Linked DNA regions of Mus musculus: region 1 is linked to region 2. Evidence: chromatin contacts called from ENCODE Hi-C data. All regions are on one chromosome and are shown on one strand. Each heading gives the region's core, a stretch centred on a gene start or an enhancer-like site at or near the end of the contact. The rest is flanking DNA. Distances are from core to core; before and after follow the strand shown. Region 1 has its middle 33 kb from the start of C230024C17Rik. Region 2 overlaps Lamc1 (laminin, gamma 1).

Region 1 (6,066 bases), core at 360-2,859, 390 kb after region 2:
ATGCTGCTGTTATCACCAAGAACACAAGAGGAAATGAAAGCACAGATGGATTATATGATATCCCCAATGTCACATGGGGCGAGGCTGGCAGAAGTGGAGTTTAGAATCCTGGCACTCTAAATCCAGAGTCAACATCCCAGAGTCTACTGTGCTGTGGACAGGAGGTTCTAGGGGATGAAGTGGGTGGAGCTGGTACTGGAAGGAACTTGGAGTACTAGAACTAAACTGTCCTGGGATGGGACCAACAAGTGTACACTGACTAGAGTAGAGATGGGGGACACTTTTCTGACCTTTGCTCACTCAGAAGTCTTGAATCCTGATAGAAAACAACCATGGTTGAAAAGATGTACTGCAGAACCTACCTGGGGTTAGATTGGCCAGTTGTGTGAAGGCTGTTCCCTGGCAATGAGTCTACAGATGCAGTCACTCAGTTTGATTTGTGTCAGTCCTGCCCTTCATACTGTCTCCCCTAGTCCTTCAGTCTGTCCTCCACAAGGGCACATCAAGGATACAACATTCCTTTTAGGGTTGCTGAACCACAGCCCAGTCCCCAGACTAAGGACATATGGCTCCATCTCCCTCATCTGCCGTGGGAAGGCATGTCCCCAGTGTGTGGACCTCAATGCTATCTCCCTCCGACTCCATTCGGCAGGCACTAATACTAGCATCATGGGCATGAACAGGGGCTGCCTCTTCCCAGAGGTCACTGGTGGGAGAGCACGTAGGATTCTGATCCACAGAGGCAGGGGCCTGGACACCGGTGTTGTCTGGGACCCTGGAGAAGGAGCCTCTCCAGGTCTTGCTTTGCTTATTAGCAAAAGGGGCCCAGTCAGTACATTTCCTGGCAGGGTAGCCACAAGGATTATGGGTAATTTATTGAAACCACATGGAGCAGGACTCGGTATTGGGGAAGTGCTTAAAAAATTATAGCTCTAAGCGTTGGCAACCCTGGCCCCGGTGTGAGGCTATCTTAATATTCAGTCCCTTAACATTATCTGGGATCAGTTGGCAGTTAGTCAGCTGAGGTGGGTGAATGCTTGCAGAAAAACAGAGCCTCTGTTAGCTTGTAAACAACGCTTCTCGCCTAAGAGGGTACTGTGTTAAATGCAAGGTAGATATGCCAGGACTATCTGCTTGTCACTTAGCTCCTCAAATCACCACCCCAAATGCAAACAGATTAACTGGATGTTTGAGTTGGCAGAGGAAAAAAAAAAAAACAAAAAAAAACCCAAAACAACCTCCTTGCATCAGATCTGATCAGGCACTGACAGCATGCCCTTACCTAATGGCAGGAATCGAGCAATGCTTTTGGCTTGTAGGCTCTGGGGTAGCACAGGTGGATGTTCATACTCTGAGTACCCCCACTCCCCAGTGTAAACTGCTCAGGGATGAATGGGGATGGAGTCACTTCCAACTCACAATAGTGATGTGTAGGTTTGCTGGGATTCGAAAGGAAATGCTTTCCACCGCATGTTCTAAAAATGAATGTGTTGGGGTTTTCCCAGTGAGGGTATTGTTAGGCCAGTTGTAGCTAGTGTGTAAGGATCATTGACGATTGGCAGAGTCTCCCAGGAGATGGCAGAGAACTGGGGTGAGGGGCTGGGATGCTAGGCTTCCGGGAGCTTGTGTATCATGATCACGTTCACATCTCGGTCCGGTCTGTGTGGATCATGGGAAACTCTTACTGCGAGGTGGGGGAATGATCCCTGGGGAGGTGACTGTGGACAATTACTCAGCAGCTCTTTTGCTTTCCCTGTGGCCTTGGCCTGGGTAAAAGAAGGAGAGGGACAGGCTCAGGGAGGACCCAACCCTGAAGCAATCAGGAGCAAATAGCCTTGCATACCTGATTCAGGGGCTGCCATGCCTGAGCTGAAGCAACCTCAAAGAATAGGTGTGTGTGTGTGTGTGTGTGTGTGTGTGTGTGTGTGTGTGTGTGTGTGTGTGTTGGGGGGAGGTACAGGAGAGCTGTCGGACCCTTGTTCCTCACACTGCTAAATGGCCTTTTCTGCAGGCAGCTCTGCAGAGGGACTTGACTCAGGCGGGGAGGAAGTGTTCTCACACAGAGGGACTGGCATCTGCAGCCACAGAAACAGGCTCGCTTTGTTGAGGGAGCAGCTGTTGGCCACTTGTTCACTGGCTTGGGCTAATCCCTCTTTTGAGTGGAAGCTGGAAGCCTGGATTCTGAAATAAAGGACACAGGAGAAGCGCCATGACATGTTCAGTGCCCGCTGTCGGGGTCATTAGCTTCTCGAGGTGAGGTGAGCCCAGTGTGCTGTTTTTGGTCGGCTCCCCTGCTCCCCTCATCTAAAGTCCTCGTACTGCTCCCCTCCCGCCCCTGCCCCACTTAGGATCTTGACAGCTGTCCGTCCTGTCCCTGAGGGCCTTTTTTGTCTCCCTGGCACCTGCCCCTGTTCTCTACAGTGTTCAGGGTCAGAACGAAGCATTCCAGGCTGGACAGAAGCCAGAGAAGCCTGGCCACTTTGAAGGGACCTCAGCCTCTTAGATTGCTATCCGGTCCCATTCATAGGGCATAACAACCTATCCTTATAAGGTGGCTGGGCAAAGCCAAGGACCTTTAGGTGCCTGCTTGTGAGCATAAGTTGGGGGTGGATTGGAAGAGTCTGGAGATGTTCTCTAGAGCCGTAGAAGAAATTTCATGTACATCCACCACCCATGCAGAGAAGAACGGAATAGATCAGAAGCACAGAAGTAGCACTTACTATAAACCCCATAGAGAGGTCAATGAGAAAAGGGGGGCACACATTCGTGTAGGGGATGCTGTGACTCGCATCTCCTTTCATCTTCGCTGCAGTAGGTGTGATGATCCCTGGGCTCTGAAGGGTTAACCGAGTATGCTGATGAGTAGCAGCTGGGGTGGCAGACTCTGTCTGCGTCTGTGGTGCCCTGGCTCCCAGCCTAGCCTCAGGCCTCTCTAGAGCACCTCCTGTGTGAGAAAACTAAGCTCTTAAGCTCTTCAGTTCTTGTCGCTCTCTTTACCTGGAGTCTGAAGTCTTAGAGGGAGTGAGTCAAAGCTGATACCTCTCATCTGGCAGTCCTCTTGTTCAGGACCCTGGCTGGCTACGTGATTCCCATCCTAGTTCTCATGATGATGGTAAGTAGACCGAGGAAAGCTTTTCCTACACAAAGACGAGATCCCTCACTCTCCACCTGTGGGGCTTCAACACTAGGTTTTTCAAACTGACCCCTGCACTTTTCCCTCTAACCTCAATTTAAATCTTTAGCACAGAGGCTCTTCCACCTGTGGGTTGGGAGCCCTTTGACAAACCTCTAGCTCCAAACATATTTACATTACGATTTATAACAGTAGCAAAATTACAGTTACAAGAGTAGCAATGAGAATAATTTTGTGGTTGGGGGTCACCACAACATGAGGAACTGTACTAAAGGGTCGCAGCTTTAGGAAGGTTGAGAACCACTGCTGTAGTAAATTCCCCTGGAAGATTTAGCCTATGAGCGCTCATCAGTGACCTTGGGAAAAAGTGAGACTCCTGCCTAAGTCTCAGGGACTTTCTTTGGAGGGACTGTATAGACTCTGCAGGAAGTCTGTCAGCCACGGTGCAGCAACAGCTGGTCTGCCTAGGGCCTGGTAATTCTAATTTTTATTTGAATGCCCATCTGCCCCATCCCTGACATCACGGTGCAGCTGTGGTCTTGTTTTCCCTTCCTGTTGCATGCGCCCAGGGCATGGTCTTGCACTCACTCCTGGGCAGTTAAATGGCTCTGTGGGTGGCCTCACCCTGATTAGCCTGTGGATTGGTTGGGTGTGGATGTAACTAGGCAAAGCAGGAGCAACTAAGGAGGCTTTGACTCTGGGTCAACCTACCCTGGGGGAGGGACACCTGCCAGGGAAGTATGGGAGAGTCTCATCTGTTCTGAGGGAGGGAAGAAGGCAGTACCCTGAGAGATGATCGCTTATGATGCCCAGAAGACAGCCTTCTCAATGCAGAGCTCAGCCCTGCAGATTAAAGGGCCACACGGCTCTTCATCTGGACCACACCAGGGTTTCCAGACCAGTATAGACCAAGGCACATTAAACAGGCATACAAAGAGCTCATCATGCCAGCAAATAAGAGTTCTTTTCAAGATAAGACTGTGCTGGGTGAAGGTCTCCTCATTATTCTGATTGCCCCCAATCCCTGCCCTCTACTTTTTCTCAACTTTATTCTATGTGGCTATCCTAATTCTGACTGCTTGCTTGCTATGTGTTACTGAGAACTTTCAGGAATCTCTCTGAGACTCCATTTCCTCATTTGCTAAGTGGAGCTGGTAACTTCAGAAGTACTCTTATATATGCTTGCCACCAAACATCAGCAGCAACACTGTTGATAATTAAAGGACTGGACATTTTAAACAGACTTCTTATAAGAGAGATTAATACCTTTACAGGAATATCATGCAGCTGTAAAAAACAGATAACAGTGACACTCTAAACCCCTCTAGATATGTGTGTATGGTGGTTTGAATATGTTTGGCCCAGGGAGTAGCACTATTAGAAGGGGTGGCTTTGTTGGAGTAGGTGTGTCACTGTGGGGGTGGGCAATGAGACCCTCCTCCTAATCACATGAAAGCCAGTCTTCTAGCAGTCTTCAGATAAGGATACAGAACTCTCAGCTTTTCCTGCTCCACGCCTGCTTGGACACTGCCATGCTTCTGCCTTGATGATAATAGACTGGACCTCTGAACCTGTAAGCCAGCTCCAATTAAATGTTGTCCTTGTAAGAGTTGTCTTGATCATGGTGTCTGTTCACAGACATAAAAACCTAACTAAGACAGTAGTTGGTACCAGGAGTGGGGTATTGTTATGATAGGCCTGTTTTTGTTTGAATTAATGTGGACTTTGGGACTTTGGATTTGGAAAGCCATGGAATGCTTTGATTTTTTTTTCTTAAAATTTAAACACAATGAATCTGTTCATGCATAAATATATATTTTGATTTGAGACAGGATTTCACAATGTAGCCTAGAACTCACTATATAGACCATGTTGGCTGCAAACTACAGAGATCCATCTGCCTCTGGAGTGATGGGATTAAGTGCTATATGCCCTGAAACAATATATTTTAAGGTCTTGATCTGTGTGCAGTGAACCTAAAGAGAACAAGAAAATGGTAGGGGATAGGTTTAGCCTGGGTGATGAGAGGCAGAGGAAGGCAGGCAAGGAGCACAGGAGAATGTCTGTAATTCACATCCATGTTCTAATTCTTGGGTATAGTTTCAAGCTTCTTTCCACATCGTTGAAACAAGTGTGTGAGAGAAAGAAGAAATAATGAAGACTCAAGCAATGGGTCAAGAAGGATAGTATAAAATGAACCAAGGGTTTTAAAGATTCACTTGATTTTGTGTATTGACTGTGGTCTACTAACAGATACAGTTGTAGGGACTGCAGGATTGCTTTGCACAAGAGAAAGTGCATCCCATACTTCTAGCGTCCACCATCTACCAGGAGTTCAAGAACTAGCTCTCCCGGGAAACAGGGACTTTGTCTTGTCTCCACCAAGGAGAGGAGAGAAGAAAGTAAAGGCTGGGTGGCCTTGTACAACGCCTTACAAATCATCATTAAACAAAACAAAACAAAACAGCCAGGTGTGGTGGCGCACACCTTTAATCCCAGCACTCGGGAGGCAGAGACAGGCGGATTTCTGAGTTCGAGGCCAGCCTGGTCTACAAAGTGAGTTCTAGGACAGCCAGGGCTACACAGAGAAACCCTGTCCTGAAAAACCAAAAAAACAAAAGAAAACACCAAACCAAACCAAACCAAACCAAACCAAACAAAAATAGTGGGCAAAGGTGAAGGACAGAATCCCTGGGCCTAAAGCCTAGAGAACTGGTGGAAGCCACCAGCACAGGTGCAGAGACAGGCCAGAGAGTCTGAAGGTGACAACTCATTATAATATTAAAATGTATACTCCTGGGTGGAGATTTAAGATGCTAATGAGCTGTGTGGTGCATGAAGCTGTCCCCAGAACTTCATGTCATGGAGCACACACAAGGAAGTGTCCTGCTTTTAAAATGACTCAGCTCATCACATAAAAACTCTGCCCTGTT
Region 2 (7,017 bases), core at 404-2,903:
ATTAAGAGCACTTCCAGAGGTCCTGAGTTCAATTCCCAACAACCACACGTTGGCTCACAACCATTTGTAAGGGTTGAAGTATATACCGAAAATGACACTTGTTACAAAAGGAAATGGAATGTGGGCGTTATGGTAAGAAAAGTGTCCTATTTACCAAAGAAATTGACAGTGACTAGATTTGGCTACAGGATACACAGTGGCGTGTTATTAAAGCAGAAGTGAGTTCATGAGGGCTGGGACTTGTGAGTTAGAGAGACAAGAGGAGACACAAGAGTGCACACACTCGGGACAGCCACCACAAAACTCAGCAGGAGGAGACACATCCAGACTTACAAGTTTCTCAGGCTTTTCCATTTACTGTGCCGTGAAGCCCTAATGAGAAACTGGACTTCAGCACTCTCATCCTCCAAATATAAACACACAAATCTGGACACGGCTGGTGTTCGCCCTCCCGGCGAAGAAGCAGAACCCCTGAAAACCGGAGCCAAGCTCTGGAACAATGGAGTGATCACTATGTGGGCCTCTTGGGGCCTTCACCTGTGCTTGTGTTAGCAAACCCCAAGATCAAGACAATCATTCCTTGAGTTCCAGCCTCTGTGAGCATCACCCCTCCAAACACACTGTGTTCTGTCTGGAGGCGAAAATGTAAACACAGCAAAGGTCACAGAATCTAAATTAGTTAATGAACACCACTGGGAATTACAAATGGTTAGGCCTTCTCGGCTCTCAAGCTGCTTATCATCAGCTAAAGGAGTAATCTGAGACACCCACCAAAGGAGCCAGTTGGTGCGCATGCTCGCTCTGGATTAGAAGGTAAGGTAACTGAAATGAGCACTTTTAGTATGAGTAAGAGTGCTGAGGGGCAGAGGCCAGCCAATGGCATGACTCTGAAGAAGAAGAAGAGGGGGGAGGAAGAGGCCAAAGGACACGAACATGCTGGAAGATGGCGGGGTCTCAATGCAGAATCTCTGGGAAACAACCAGGAAGCCAGGGCTGGTTCTGAAAGCAGGGGTTTTCACTAGGAACCTACAGATACCAGGAACAGGAAGACAGCTTGCTCTCTTACAGTCCCCAGTGACAGCCCTGCCAAAACTCAGCCTGCACCTGTCTACCACTCAGTAGACAGTTGAGGATACCAGCTGGAAGGAGCCTGAGCACCCAGACACAAGATTCCTGGGCTGGTAACTCATTTTAAAATGTCTGCCAAACTACAGTTCTCACACACACACAAAAAAATGCATAGCCTCGGGACATCTCTGGCTCCTCTCCCGGAGCGCTCTAGCTGAAGCCAAAGAGAAGTCCAACTTCTCCAGGGAATCCACAAGTTCAGAAAGGAACCCTTCCAGAAAGGAACGAAGGCAGATTCTCCAGCCCAGTAACGCCAGAGACTTACTGTTTCTGCCCCTTATGGCAGTACAAGTTAAAGTTCACAGCCTACCATTTCTGCATCTTACAACATCTCAAGTCGGGAACTTGGGAAAGGATTAGCTGGCTGATTCTGCTTCCTGTGGCACTGACTGAAAAGCGGCTGGCAGCTGGGCTGTGCATAGCCGAAGCTTTCGTAGGGAGAGAGTTAGGGACACTCAGAGTGTACAACCCTGTCCTCCTAAGCTTGGTGAGTGCATGGAAGCCACACTTTGGTTTGGTTTGCAGCAGCTCACTCTGAGAGATCAAGGTGCAAGCTGCCAATCCTCTCAGTGGGTCAGCTGGTTCACCCACCCGGCGACATGTAATGAGCTCCCCACCCCATCCTGGAAGACACAGACCTCGGCTTAAAAAATGCCAGTAAAAAAAAATGTTAGGAGAAAGAGACAATAAGAACATGCAAATTATACAGATTCAGTCTCCATGGGAATCGCAGAAAAACAGATGGATTGGCGCATACTGAGTGCAGCTGAAGCAACAACAGCCAGATGCTGCAGGAAGAGGAAGCTGTTCTCATGGGTAACTCAGTCCTCAGTTAATACACGCACGTGTGCATGCGCGTGGGCAGACACACACACACACACACACACACACACACACATGTGCACGGAGTAGTGAAGTCATGGGAAATTATGTATAATAAAATCTGAGAAAAGTTATATGTGTGTGTGTCTATGTATCAAAGTTATGTTCTAGACTCAGGTAGTTATACTCTGGTTTTTAATGGCACAATATCTTGTGAGAACTTGAAGCTGAATGGAATTTGGGCAATTCTTTGCTTTATGGGACTGCTTTCTCTGTTTCATACCCTAGCTGTTCCTAAGGGGACCGTAGCATACTCTACTGGCAACGTCTCAGGACCTACAGCTGGATGACACATGGACCTACCTATCCCCAAAACTTAGAATCCGACTCAGAGACACCATATGCTGTGGGGACTGAAAGCCTGTACCCAGCCCCAACAATTCTGTCACTTGTTCCTTTTCTGTTGCTCTTGTCTGCAGAGGCAGCCCTCCATCTGAGGGTGACCTTGAATTCTTGATGCTTTTGCCTGTATCTCTCCGAGCAGCTGTGATCAGTGTCTGCCATGACACCTGATAAGCCTCATCACTATTTGTACCAAACTTAGATTATAAATAAGATTTCAGAATCCGCAGTTCTGAATATGATTAGCACGAAGACATAAAACTATTATTTTTATGGATGACTGTCTACATAAAAAACTTGAATGAATCTAAAGATAAATGATCAAAAGAAGAGAATTAAACAAATCCCTTGAAGCCCCATATTTTAAAAGCTACACTTTTCTGCACACTGCTACAAAGGATTACGGTTTACTTTGAAATTAAGTCAGCAATAAAAAAGAACCCAGGAATGAATCCAACAGAAAAACAAGACTCTTGAGGTTGAAATTATAAAACATTATTGGAATTACTTAAAAACATGTAAATTATGACAAGTTTATGACAAACTCAATAATATCTGAACGTTAACGCAAACCAAATGGGCATCAAGTCAGTATGGATTAAATCAAGATGCAAAGAAGTTTCTGAGAAACCTCATTCTAGAATTTACACGGAAGAAAAAGTCCTAAATATAACTAAGATCTTTCTAAAATAGAATACATCTGAAAAGGACTTGCACTCGCCAGTAAGGAAAATGCACACAATGAAAACCCAAACCTTAGATCTTAAAAAGAAACAAAGATTTCTTACATAAGACACAGAAGGGCTGACTGCCAAAGAATGTACTAATAAATATGGTCATACTGAAATTAAGAAACACCGCCCAACAGGGCTGGACAGATAGATGGCTTGGTGATTAAGAGCACTTGCTGCTCTTGTAAAAGACCTGGATTCGATTCCCAGCACCCACATGGTGAATCATTTCCATTTTTAATTCTAATTCCAAGGAGTCTGCTGTCCTCTTCTGACCTCCGAGGGCACCAGGTACGCATGTGGTACACAGACACGAATCCAGCAACACACTCATACATATAGTAAAAAACCAGATATTTAAAAAAGAAAATATCAAAAAAAAGTAGAAAAAATAAGAAGACAAATCACATTCAGACATAATGCAGAGCTAATGACGAATCAGTAGCAACGTACCTGCAGAATTCTACCAAGCAATAAAGGCAAAAACCATGAAGCAACATTCTACAGGAAAAGAAATAGGGAAGATCCAGAAAGACATGGAAAGAAAACTTTAGATGCAAAACACTTTGACACAATCTTATACTAATGAGTTGGTACATTTAAGAATTTCCAGTGTCAGGGGTAGACCAGCTAGCTTGCCAGCACTGCTGGTGGACATCCAAACTGATACCACCCCAGGGGGGGAAAAATCAGTATTATCTCATAAAATTGAAGACACACATTGTTGTGAGTGCACCACCAAGTTGCAGAGACTCTCTCCTATGTGAGCACCAGGAAGCATGCGTGAAGATATCCACAGGGGCATTACTCCCATACAACAAAATCAGCCAGCAAGATGATCTAGCTACACTGTAACCTTCACTGCACTGGCGGGAGAAAGAATGAGCTGCCTTTAGAAAAGCTGTCGAAAGTGGAAACTGTTAAGGCTTCACCATGACTAGGTACATAGTAGCATTTCTGTAAGGCTCAAAGCCAAGCAGTAACATTGCTCTTTAGGAAGAGAGGACAAAACCAACTTCTTTCAAAAGCAAGAAGGAAACATTAAAGTCCAGTGGAGATTAGGGACACTCCGGAAGATCCTGCCATCTTTCTAAGGAAGCTTTTTATTCCACAATCTATTAAACATTCCTGTGCACCGAAATTGTATTGCTGAACAAGCAAACCATTATTTTACCTTGTATTTACCTCTATGTAAAAACAGACAATTCATACTAAGCAACCGGAAATCACATGTTATATCTAAAGACAAGGAAACTCAGAGACAAGTTAGTTGGCTGCTGATAAGTTCTAGAGAAGCATTTCGGTTAACTAGGATTTCAACTGTGAAGACGAATCCCCAGGGCCACTGGTGGTCAGGATTAAGAATGAATACTATAGACAGAGAGAAGCTTTAGTGATCCTTATTTCAAAAATAAACAGAAGCGGTCTGTGGTGGCTCACACCTTTGAGCCTAGCACTCAGGAGGCAGAAGCAGATGGGTCTCTGAGTTCCAGGACAGCCTGCTTGCTCTACAGAGTGAGTTCCAGGACAGCCAGAACTATACAGACAAATCCTGTCTCAATAACATACACACACACACACACACACACACACACACACACACACACACACACACACACACAGCATAATGACCATACCAATAATCTCAGCACTGAGGAGGCAGAGGCCAGTCTGATCTACATATCAAGTTCCAAGTTTGATCAAGTTCAAGGCCCTGGCTAGACCTTATAGTAAGACTTTGTCTCACACACACACACACACGCACATGCAGCAATTTAGAATATATAGAATATATGGATGTGTGTACATGTGTGTTAGTCTGTGTGAACTCATGGGGGAGACTACAGTGCTGGGGACCGATCCCAAGGCCTGATGATACACGCGAAACACAAACTCTACCAATGAGTTAGTTACATCCCTAGTGCCTAGGACTTTATAGTTAATAAAACAGAAACAGAAAGCCTTCGCCTGAGAAATTTTGCTATCCTAAGAAAAGAAACTTGGTATTATGAGTTCTGGGGGGTGGGGGGGAGAGGCTTCTTAAAGGAAACAAGTCTACAGTTGGTTTCAGCTCTTTTCTTGTTCTGAGTGGAAGTTCAACAGAACAAACGCCTAGGCAGGTCTCCCGTTGTGCACAAGAGATTCTTAAAACTGTGAGAAAATAATTCTATGGCCTATCTCCAACACTGAATGAATGTACCTCTTTCACTCTTCCAAAGGCAGGGTCTGGACATATTTAACTGTTGAACTCACCCCTGTGCCTCACTGTCACATTTAGAATGAAAACTTCGGATTCATCAAGACAATGGAAGAACAGCCGATGCCTCCCATTTCACAAGTCCAGACCTAAGCTCTAAACCACTGACCCAACAGTTCAGTCAAACACAGCTCCTGTCCCCAACATGGTCAATATTGGAAAAATTGGAAATAAAACCAATATATTCAAGACTCTCTGAGGAGACGCCCAAAGAAGATGCTAAGTAACCTCCAAGGGCCGATGAGAGGCACAATAAACACTGTTTATCACACTGGCAGAAAAGTGGAGCAAGGTTTACAGAGAAGGAGGTTTCATTCCCAAAGAAGCTGGGACAGTAAAGCCCAGAAGACCACACAGTGCATCCGAGCAAAGGGTTAGGTTTCTGAGCAAATGAAGAAAATCAGACCAAGAAACCTCCAAGAAACAGAAGTAAAAGAAGTCAATTCAAAGAGATCACAATCCTTTAGAAAGCAAAAAGAAGATAAGAGAAACCTACTGGCATGAGCATTTAGGACCACTCCTGAGAACGGTAACTTAAGAGTTCCTAGAAATACTCACTTTCTTTAAAAAAAAAAAAAAAAAAAGAGCAGAGAGCACAGATGACACCCGTATCAGCGTCTGCAGGCAAGCAAACCTACTTCCGACTCAGAAGGTATCTCAAATGAAGCAGCTTTAACACACCAAGCTCTCAGCAGAACTAGAGTGAACTTTAGAGGTGAAACTGGTCCTCCACAAAAACCTGAATACAGGTCTGTGTGCAGGTGGCAGGATGCCTGCCTGCCAAACAGAAAGCCTGGAGTTTGATTCTCCAGAAGCGCATGAAACCTGTAATCCCACACGTGGGACGTTGAGGCCGGAGGATCAAGAGTTCAAAGCTATCCCCAATACTAAAAAAGAAAAAAAGAAAAAGAAAGAAATTCATCCTTTCAATGTAACAGAACTTTGGCTTTCATTTATTTTATGTGTATAGATGTTTTGCCTGCATGTTTGCATGTGCACTGTATGTGTGCCTGGTGCCTTAGAGGTCAGGAGGGCATTGAAATCCCTGAAACTAGAGTTTATTTAGATGGTTGCTAGTCACCATGTGGGTGCTGAGAACTGAACCCAGGTCCTCTGCAAGAGCAACAAGTACTCTTAACTGCTGAGCCATCTCCCCAGCCGTGCAGAAGTGAGTATTACAGAGCTTTATCCATTTGCTTGGATAATAACCAATTCATCAACTGCTGGTTTTATGTTAAATGTTTACACACCACTAACCGTAGAAGTGGTACAACTTATAAGTGCAACCAAATGTGGTATGCACCCATGATCTTCTATCTATGACTCTAAGTTTTAAAAAGTTTTAAAGCATAGATGTTTTGTTTAGTAGAATACATCCTGTGTGAGGCTATCTTGGTCTTTAATCACCCTATTTCATGTGAACATACTTCACAGCCAAAATGTCAGTTATGGCATATACAATATATGTACACTGTAATATACAACCATTTTGCTAAATCTGCTGATTTCATATGTTCCTAATGCTAAGATTCCAGAAAGGTGACTGTGTGGTCATGTAACCAGTGGATGACATAATGAGTGGTATTTCTAAAACACATCTGGATTTTAAAACGGTTGTGATTCTTCTATCATTGCTGAAGGTAAACAGAATCAGAACTGTTGACTAAATCAAGACTT

What was found. A loop is a pair of places that touch in the nucleus more often than their neighbours do.
Region 1: a map of T-helper 2 cell shows a loop between it and region 2 (3-fold over the local background). The contact joins two enhancer-like sites. A Hi-C loop is called at or near these places in 2 of 37 maps with a recorded cell type or tissue (T-helper 2 cell and regulatory T cell).

Annotation. Positions count from the first base shown.
Region 1 is chr1:153,701,487-153,707,552 of GRCm38, forward strand. No RefSeq gene overlaps it. Among named protein-coding and RNA genes, the nearest start is that of C230024C17Rik, 33 kb to the right of the region's middle. Within about 2 kb of position 1,610, at least 1 of the 3 ENCODE cell types and tissues checked has a DNase peak (open chromatin) inside an H3K27ac peak, as active enhancers do.
Region 2 is chr1:153,307,217-153,314,233 of GRCm38, forward strand. The region is part of intron 1 of Lamc1 (laminin, gamma 1); the gene reads right to left. Among named protein-coding and RNA genes, the nearest start is that of Lamc1, 22 kb to the right of the region's middle. Within about 2 kb of position 1,654, at least 3 of the 3 ENCODE cell types and tissues checked have a DNase peak (open chromatin) inside an H3K27ac peak, as active enhancers do.